Regions from separate parts of the Homo sapiens genome. Here region 1 is linked to region 2. A link is a contact called in ENCODE Hi-C or POLR2A ChIA-PET data. All regions are on one chromosome and are shown on one strand. Each heading gives the region's core, a stretch centred on a gene start or an enhancer-like site at or near the end of the contact. The rest is flanking DNA. Distances are from core to core; before and after follow the strand shown.

Region 1 (4,769 bases), core at 598-3,097, 280 kb before region 2:
AATGTTCACGTAATCTGTTGTAATTTAAACTCACACCAAAAAGCGAGTGCCAATTTTCAAAGATAAATTCGTAATGACCAAAAAAAATGTACAATTATTTTAGTTCAAAGTCAGCTTTAGTGGATTTTTTAAGACAGAGTCTCGCTCTGTCGCCCAGGCTAGAGTGCAGTGGCACAATCTTGGCTAGCTGCAACCTCTGCCTCCCAGGTTCAAGAGATTCTTCTGCCTCAGCCTCCCAAGTAGCTGGGATTACAGGCACGCTCCACCACGCCCGGCTAAGCTTTAGTGCATTTTTGCTATCCTTTAATGCAAGGTATCTTTCCCTTGAGCTGTCGAGTTTAAACAATTTTTAAACTCATCAATCCAAAGGATAGAGACCGTCTTAAAAGACACCCGCTGCTCTGTCACATACTAAGACCTCTTCAAAAGTTCTCTTGGTATTACAACTTACTATAGATGAAAAACAGATAACGGTATCTCCAAAAATTGGATACAATCACTACTATGCAGAAGATTTTCACAACTCAAAAGCTGTTTTATTCATATAATTGTCTCAATCAACAGTAACTCTTAAGAAAAAATAGCCATACTATTCGCATCTGTTTTGAGGGTTCAGTCTCATTTTAACAGTCTCTCAACCCCCAAGATACGGAGATACTCACGTGCAGGATTTCCACCCCCACCCCATTATATAAATGTTTCACCACTTTTAACTAGTCAAACAAAACCTCTTTCAGTACAGTGAAGCCACCTCACCACTTTCATCCTCACCTATCATACCATCTCCTCCCCATCCCCAACCTGTCAGTCACACAACACACACCACCCCTTCCCAAATAACACCTCAGAATCTCCTTGAGCCTAACACATTTACACAAGCCAGCAATATTTCTCACCCCATCCTGTCCCTCACACATCAGCTGAACCTCTGAAATAAATCTACTCTTTCCTTCATCCTATTCCCATCAATACAACTGAACTTCCCACACCCGAAGCGATCTTCCCTTTCAGTAGCTTCAATCTCACTTAAGTGATCACTCAGTCCTTTGTCAACCGTCTCCTGTCCCCCTCCTGTATCCTCCTCACCTTCCCCGTCCCCTGGTCTTCCATCAGCTCCCAAAGTTGTCACCCCTCAACAACAACCAAAAAAAAAATCAAAAACAAAAAAGAAAACAAAACAAAAAACGCACCTCAGCCTCAAACCTGCCCTTCCCCACTTTCCCCCTGTTCATTTTCCTCTCCGCCTATTCAGCAGTTTCGACAGCCCCTTAGCCCGGAGCCCGGCCTCGTCCGGTACCGACTGGTGAAGGCACTCACCCTGCTTCGGTCAAGCCGCCCCCCGCTAGGGCGCTTACTCCTAACAGACTCTTGGCCGCCGCTGCCTCCCTCCATTCATCCCTGGCCCATTCATCTCTCAGCCCGATCCCAGACACGCCCCCCGGCCTCCTCCCTCTCTCCTAGCGCCCCGGCCGGCCCGGGACCCTCACCAGATTAGAGGCTCTCGCAAAGGAAGACTCTCTTACTCTTTTCGCTTCTCCCTCGCCCTCTCTCGAGCCTCCTCTCGCCCCACGACGAGCCACACCGTAGAATAGACACATACACACACACCGCCTCCTCCTCGATCGCCTCCTCCGATGCTTCTTACTCCTCTCCTCGATGTCTCGAGCTCCGCTCCGCGTCGTGTGCGCTTGCGCGCGCGAGCGTCTCCCCGCGAGCCCACCGGGCCAGCTACGGCCGGTAGGTAAAGAGCGGGCGGAGAGAGGGGAGCGGGGTACGAGCCCAAGCTCGCGCTCGGCCCGGAGCTGAGCAGACGCACGCGTACTCCAGCCAGGGAATTCGGACGGGTAGGAGAGAGGGGCGGAGGGGGGGCGGGGAAGGGAGGGGAGAACAGAAGAGGGGGAGGGGCGGAGAAAGCCAACGGAGCAGCCCCAACTCGGAACCGCCCCTATCGCAGCGAGGTGCCGAGTGGCCAGCCAACTAGAGTGCGCGCACGCCTCCCGCCCCCCTCGGCGCCGCGGGAGAGAGGGATGCGCGTCGAGGAGAAAGGCTTCTCCCCATTCCAAAGAGAAAATCTCTTAGAGGAAGCACGCGCGACATCTCCTGTGTGTTCCGAAGCGCTCTCGCTCTCTCTCAGCTGCTCTACCCTCTCCCCTCAGAGAAGAAGAAGAAGAAGAAAAGTCCAAGCACACACTACTTCCTAGCCCCCCACTGCCCACCCTTGGGTCTCCGCGAGCCTCTGAATGCTGTAGCGCCGCTGTTAGGAGGTGGTACCCGCCGGCACCTTTTCGCCCGCCACCCCTGACTCCCTTTTTCCAACTCCCGGGATTTCTCGCGAGACCCATACCTGCCGGCTTTGGGATTAGAAGTCGAAGCACCGATTTACAAATACTGGCCTCCCAGTTACGTTGCGGGGGCAACAGCCACGGCATGTCTCCCCCGCCCCCCAGGACCGCAGTGCGCGCGCGCGGGGGCTGGGAAACGACCAAAGCAGGGATGGGAAAGGGAAGCTATGAAACTGATTTTTGACGGCATGTAACCGCTAGGCCTGGGCACGTGCCCTGCGCCTCGCAGACGGGTGCGATGTACCCTGGGAATTGTAGTTTTTCTTCCCACCTATGGTCCGACTCCCACCCTCAGTTTTACTTAGGCCTCTGACCGGGAGGGGGATTTCCGACGCCATTTTGCCGGGAACAATGGCCCTCGGCCCTGATGGTGGCAGGTGGGGGAGGGAGCAATGGTTTTAAGGGTTCGGTGAACCTCCTCGGCCCCTTGGTGCCATAGCAACCCCTTCAGAGACCTGGTCCCGCCCCCTCGCCGCCGCCAGGCTTCTAGAGCGCGCGCATGCGGAAAGGCTGCCTCCCACTGAGACTGGCTCTCTGTGTCTCCCACCGGCCACCTCCTTGAAAAACTCCCAGATCCTCTAGCTGGTAGTGAATGCTGCCTCCTTCGAGCTTTCGGTACATGTTAGCCTCGGCGCAGCGGCTTCAAACTGCTTCCTGTGCTATGCCAGAAGCAGTATAGAATTGTTTCCGTCATTCTCCCATGAATAATCCCGGCCCGACAGAGGAGGAAATTGAGGCTCAGGAGGGGAAATGGACATGAATTGCTCAACTTCATACTATTTGTGGAGTTAGAACTTGAACCCAGGTGTGCTCACTCCAGAGCCGAGGCATTTTTCAATCTCCCGGGAGTCATCTGGTGGCGCAGCTAAAGGGCAGGGCATTCTTTTCGAATGCCCCTCAAGCTAGGAGGCTGTGTGGGAAATATCTGACTAATGCTTTCAGCCCTCCAGCCTCGGCCCTATCACTGAGTTATCCCTTCTCCACTACCTATTTTTCTTTTCCTGCTGTAGGCCTCAGAAATCTCAGTCTTTTTCAGCTCTTTAAAACAGCACAATCAATACATTTAACTCAGGTTTCCAAAGTCCAAATAAAGTGTAATGGTTTATCTTTGACTTTGTAAGGGGGGGGTGAGTATAATGATGGGAGGCCTTGTAGCCCTATCTCTTGCCTCTGTCCCTTCCTTATTAATTTCCATATTGCCAGAATATGTAAGGAAACCGGACCATGCCCTTAATACATTCAAACTCCCATCTTTCCGTTTTGACAACGGAGGGAGATGCTGAGGAAACAATAGGGCTATGAGGTCCAGCCACTAGAATGGTGGAGATCTTCCTTCCTGGCCGATTTGAAAGAGCAAGGTGTGGTTTCTCCAAATAGCTTCACCATTCTACCTTAAGAGTCTCTGAAGTCTCAATTAGCTGAAAAATGGATGGGGTCTCCCACGCTCCTTTCCTCACTGTCCCTGAAGATAGTCCCTTTTCCCTGTTGATTGGTTGACTAGTGTAGGAAAAACAGAGGAAGAGTAGCTGAACAACCAGTAAGGGGCAATTTCAAAGTTTCAAAGGTTACCAGTTTATCCCAAGTCTTTGTAGGTCCTGACTCCCATGAGATGGCAACTAGAAACTTGTGGCCACCGTTTCTGTTTCTCAGTGTCACCCTATTCCCACCACTGCCACACACATCACCTTCATGAAAAGGCATCTAGCTCAGTTGTGACCTGCTCCTCTTCCCTTGTCTCTGAGCCTGATGATGTAGGTAATGAATAAAGAACAACACTTGGAAATGTTAGCCCTTCAATCTGCTTAGATGTTAATTCTTTTGAGCAGTACCTCTTTGATAGTTGAATACTTGTTAAAAAAAAAAAAAGCTATTGAGTAGAGTGACTTTTATGACCTTTAGAAATTTGAAAATCAAACAAGTCGGCTCCCCATCCAAATACAGGTCCTTCTCAATTTAGACCTTTTATTGACATATGTGCTCTTCTGTTTGGGACAATCTGGTCTGTAACTCAGCACAAATGCCACTGTAGGCAGAAAGGGGAGCGGGCAATTCTAGCTAATCACCAAGGTATGACAGGGAACATTCCCTTCCTACCCACTGGTTTCCACTGACTCTCAAGTGACATTTGCAATGTTCCTACTCATCAAACAGAAATTTTGATTTATATTAACTATTTGTAGTTTGGTTTTACATTGTTCCAGGAAATCATCCTTCCAATAATCTAATTCATTTTTTTCTAGAGGCTCCGGTGCCAATAAATTACAAAAAATTTAACTGGAATCATTTTTAAACCCCAAAATCCCACAGGAGTGGGGGTAGGAGGTTAGTTTCATGGCCCTACTATCTGTTGGTCTCTTTCCTACCACACAGGATGGTAACTCCTTCAGTCAACAAGATGGAGCTGAAATGAACCTCAAAGTTTGTAGT
Region 2 (4,336 bases), core at 165-2,664:
ATAAACATTAAGTATCATCATCACCACCCTCACTACTATCATCATCACCTTCGATATCTTTCCATGTCAGTTTATATATAGCTCATTAAATTAATTAATTAATTAATTGAGATAGTCTGGCTCTGTTGCCCAGGCTGGAGTGCAGTGGCGCAATCTCCGGCCCACTGCAACCTCCGCCTCCCGGGTTCAAGCGTTTCTCCTGCTTCAGCCTTCTGAGTAGCTGGGATTACAGGCGCCTGGCTAATTTTTGTATTTTTAGTAGAGACGGGGTTTCACCATGCTGGTCTCGAACTTCTGACCTCAGGTGATCCACCCACCTCGGCCTCTCAAAGTATTGGCATTACAGCCGTCAGCCACCATGCCCGGCCTATATATAGCCCATTTTAAACTGATAAGTTTATCAACCATCTCCTGCCCCCACTGATACTTTCAATTTTTCGTTATTGCCAACAAATCAGCACGGCTTACACTTGTTCATAAGGCTCCTTGCAGTTTTTTGTCCTCTAGATCTAAGGTTCTTAAAGTGTGGTCTTGAACCAGTTTGCCCCAGCATTACCCTGGAAGTTGTTAGAAACACAAGTTCCTAATCTCTGATAGTAGATGGGCCACAACAATCTGTGTTTTAACAAAGCCCTGTAGGTGATCCGCATACACTTCTCTAGGAGTCTTGGATGTATATATATGGAAATGGGATTGCTGAGCCAATAGGATATATACCTTTAAAATAATGTTTTTTAAAATAAAATAGAGAGGGAGGGTCTCACTGTGTTGCCCATGCTGGTCTCAAACTCATGGACTCAAGTGATCCACCCACCTTGGCCTCCCAAAGTGCTGGGATTACAGGCGTTACATTAAAAAAAATTTAATAGTCAAAGAGCTCTCCAAATCAGGCACGAACTTTTACTTATATATTAAGGTCTTACTTTGAATAGGGTTACTAAGCCTGCTGAAATAACCCCTTTTCTTCCGGTACCCACTTTCATCCGACGTGCCCCGCCCGCCCGACTCGATTGCATCAGCCTCCTGTCAGCCCCGCCCCAGTGTACTTGCACTCGCAAGCGCAGCTGGGTTATCTTGGGACTAGACGCTCACGGGGCGGGGCTTCGATTCTCACTCTTGGAGCGGGGAGGCCAAAAGAGTCGGAAAGGGGCGTTATCTCTTTCGGAAGTGAGTGGGACAATGGCGAGCAAGCGGTCGTGAGCCTTGAGCTTTGCAGCTTTTCTTGGCTCCCATTTCCTCCTAAAGCCACGAGTTTACCAGCGTCTCTTACAAGTAGTGTGTCGCCACTTTAAAAAAAACATCAGGAAAGGAAAAGGGAGAACCCCGGAGCCCGAAGCTACGCCCGCCTGCGGCAGGGGTGCGCCAATTGTCCAGTGGTGAGGGCGCATGCGAACCATTGACAATGACGTAATCTTGCAGCTCACAGCCGGAGTGAGGCTTTCGGGGAGGGAGGAGCTCCGGTGAGAGTAACAGGGTCGGATTTGTCTGGGCCAGGCCCAGGCTGAGACGCCTACTAGGGGATGGAGGGCCCCAGAAGGAGGGAGAGGGAGGAGTCTTGGACTCTCTCGGAGAACGAGGCTGGGGCTGGCCACCGAGAGTGGAAGCCGCTGTCCAGAGGTTAGAGCCACCCAAGAGCTGGTAGTCGAGTGGCCGCCAGGGGGTGACCGTGCCTGCGTACGTCCACAAGTGGGCCCATAAAGACTGGCCCATATATTTTTGAAACTGTTTATTTTTGTATCTGTTTCCTCTTCTGCCCTGACATCCCAGAGAAAGAGTTGTGGGTGATTGACCTTTGAATCACCAGCACCTCGGGGAGGGCCTGGTACAAAGAAGACACATTTTTAAGGCGGTTGATTGACGGAAGGAAAAGACTGAAAAAACGAAAACAACAAGCCAAAAACCCCAAACCCAGAGATACCCATACATGACATAAAGTTAAGGCCTTTTTAAAAAGTAATAATAGAGGAGAAATTTTAAATGTCCATCAGCAGAGCTTGAGGCCATGCAGTTTTTAGGTTGTTGCAGTCAGAGTGTACACACAACCCTGCATCCTTAGTTATGGCATAATAATTTTTCTCTGTTGCTATAGAATCTCCACAGCCGTCATCTCTCAGCAATGGTTGTAGAATGTTCCATTAGACAGCTGTGCCACAATTCACTTAACCCTTCTCTTGTTGGATATTAAAACTACTTTCTAGTGTTTGACCACCAAAATATATCTCTGCAAGGAATAATTTTGTGCTTAGAGCTTTTCCTGTAGGAGTAGGGGTGGGTGGATATCGATTTAGGAGCAGAATTACCAGGAAAATGTCATAAACATGTTTTAGGCTCTTGTCGACCCGCTTTCCTGAAAGGGATCATACCCGTTGACATCAGAAGCCAAGTCCGAAATCAAACCTGGTGGACTCCGGGTCTTGTCTGTCTCCAGGCTGGTTTTAATTTCCGTATCCTGCAGCAATGCAGAAGTTTATTATTAGTTCTGACCTTTGGGGCAAGGCAAACACACACCAAAGGTTCGGGGACAACTTTAGCAACTGCAACAGCTGACATTGTGAGCGGGTGCAGCTCAGGTTTCAAGCTTGAGCAACTGGGTTGGATGAACTTGCCTCACTGAGACAGGGAATCTGAGAAGAGGAACAGGTTTGGGAGGGAGCAGATGAGATCAGTTTTAAATACATTTAGTTCGAGGTGCCTTTGGGACATCTAAAGGGAGGTATCCAGGAGACAGGCATACATACGGATAAACAACAGTTTTTGCCCTTCTCTGAACTCCCAGAGCTCCCTATCTGTGGATTTCTCATGGCTCAGTTTGCCTTTTACCTTTTACTATCCTCAGAGCTCCTTGAGGCCAGGATAAGGGCCTCATTCATTTGTGTATCCTTCCTCCCAGTGCCCAGTACAGTGCTTTATACCTAGAAGGCCATAAAAGTCTGTCCTGTATAATGAAATTTCATTGATTTCTTAATTGGATGATTCCTGCAGTAGGGGTCCTGATCTGGGTGAAAAAGTTTGGGAACCTTAAGAGTTCTGGGAAGGCTTCCTGTAAGAGGTGGCATAATGTTACCGTGAATAATTATGACTATTTGTTGAACACCTGCCATGTTCCAGTCACTCTGCTGCACACATGCATCAGAGATGCCACCACTATCTTTGATGGCCACTGGCCATCTTTACATCCCCTTCTGGGAGCACTGGCTCTACTTACAGCTCCTACCAAATGATCAAGCAAGGACTAACTATGTATTACATCCACCCTTCCTTTAGGATACAGCACCTGATCCAAGGCCAGCCCACAACCTGTGAGTTGTATGGCCCAGCTTTAGAAGATGAGGTGGGCCAATCAGATTGCTCTCTTGGGAATGTGAAATAAGAGATCCAGAGGAGAGTTGCCAGTTAGTTGTGGGGAGCTGAGCTGACAGGTCCAGTAGACCAGGATGCTGGGTAGGTGGGTGCAGCATTATGAATCAGGTCAAGTGCCTGTTAAAATCCTGGGGGAGCAGTTCAAGGTGGTTGGCTGAATGAGGAAGCTGGGGCAGATGTACAGAGAGAAGCAGACATGTAGTGCAGATGAATTACATTAATGGTAAAGCTCCAGAGCAGAGGGTCCATGCCTCATCCAGAAATTTCCTGCAGCTCCAGGCTTAATAAGCTTTATCTGTACTTCACTTCCTGCCCTTGGATTTCTGATTCGTGATCTAGCTTCACTGGGTTTCTGTTCCTTGCATCCAAAAGAGTCTTAACAAAAACAGCCTTTTAAATAGGTTTAATTTAATTTGCACTTCGGCCCTCTGAGGTGAGTGTACTTTTCCTCATTTTACAAGTGAAGAAACTGAGGCTTAGTGAGATTAACTTGACTAAGGTGACACAGCCAGTGATGGAGCTGGTCTGTCAGATTCTCTTAATCTTTTTTTTAAAAGCATTAATATGTTATTTTTATTTTTAAAAATGACCACAAGCTTGTCATATAAAAACAAAAGCAATCAATACAGACATAATCTGATCTGAACATCAATCAGCTCCTTCGACTCTTCCTTTCATTTATTTCCTTTCAATGTAAAGGAATGTAGCTCCAGCTACATTGGCCTCTGTTTCCAGAACACGCCAAGGTTGTTCTCACCTTTGGTCCTTTATACTGAGTGTTCCTTCTCTTTATTTAAAAAAAAATTTTTTTTCCTTCGCCAGCTTTAAACAGAGAGTCCCTTCTCTTTGTAATGCTTTTCCCCTTGCTTTTCCAGTGGCTGGCTCCTTCTTGTCATTGTCTTCACTCAATTGTCACTTCTTCAGAGAGGACTTTGCCAAACCACGCAGTATGAAATAGCCCACACAACTCTTGGCC

What was found. Hi-C counts contacts between places; a loop is a spot of excess contacts on that map. ChIA-PET counts read pairs that join two places held with the same protein, here RNA polymerase II (POLR2A). Pooled maps may share reads with other maps.
Region 1: a loop to region 2 is called in a map of ascending aorta, with 12 times the contacts of the local background. The contact joins the promoter of WNK3 here to the enhancer-like site in region 2. A Hi-C loop is called at or near these places in 5 of 168 maps with a recorded cell type or tissue (ascending aorta, dorsolateral prefrontal cortex, endothelial cell of umbilical vein and 2 more), 2 of 37 single-sample maps with no recorded cell type and 20 of 50 pooled maps. POLR2A ChIA-PET finds 5 or more read pairs at or near these places in 5 of 52 experiments (B cell, HEK293, WTC11 and 1 more).

The regions. Positions count from the first base shown.
Region 1 is chrX:54,356,199-54,360,967 of GRCh38, forward strand. WNK3 (WNK lysine deficient protein kinase 3) reads right to left here and starts at 1,848. Exons shown (of 24, transcript NM_020922.5): 1 at 1,488-1,848.
Region 2 is chrX:54,638,382-54,642,717 of GRCh38, forward strand. It overlaps a transcript of GNL3L not described here. Among named protein-coding and RNA genes, the nearest start is that of GNL3L, 110 kb to the left of the region's middle. RefSeq lists enhancers at 802-1,327, 894-1,023, 1,314-1,563. Within about 2 kb of position 1,415, at least 40 of the 41 ENCODE cell types and tissues checked have a DNase peak (open chromatin) inside an H3K27ac peak, as active enhancers do; they include B cell, ascending aorta, dorsolateral prefrontal cortex and 2 more, where a contact is called at or near this core.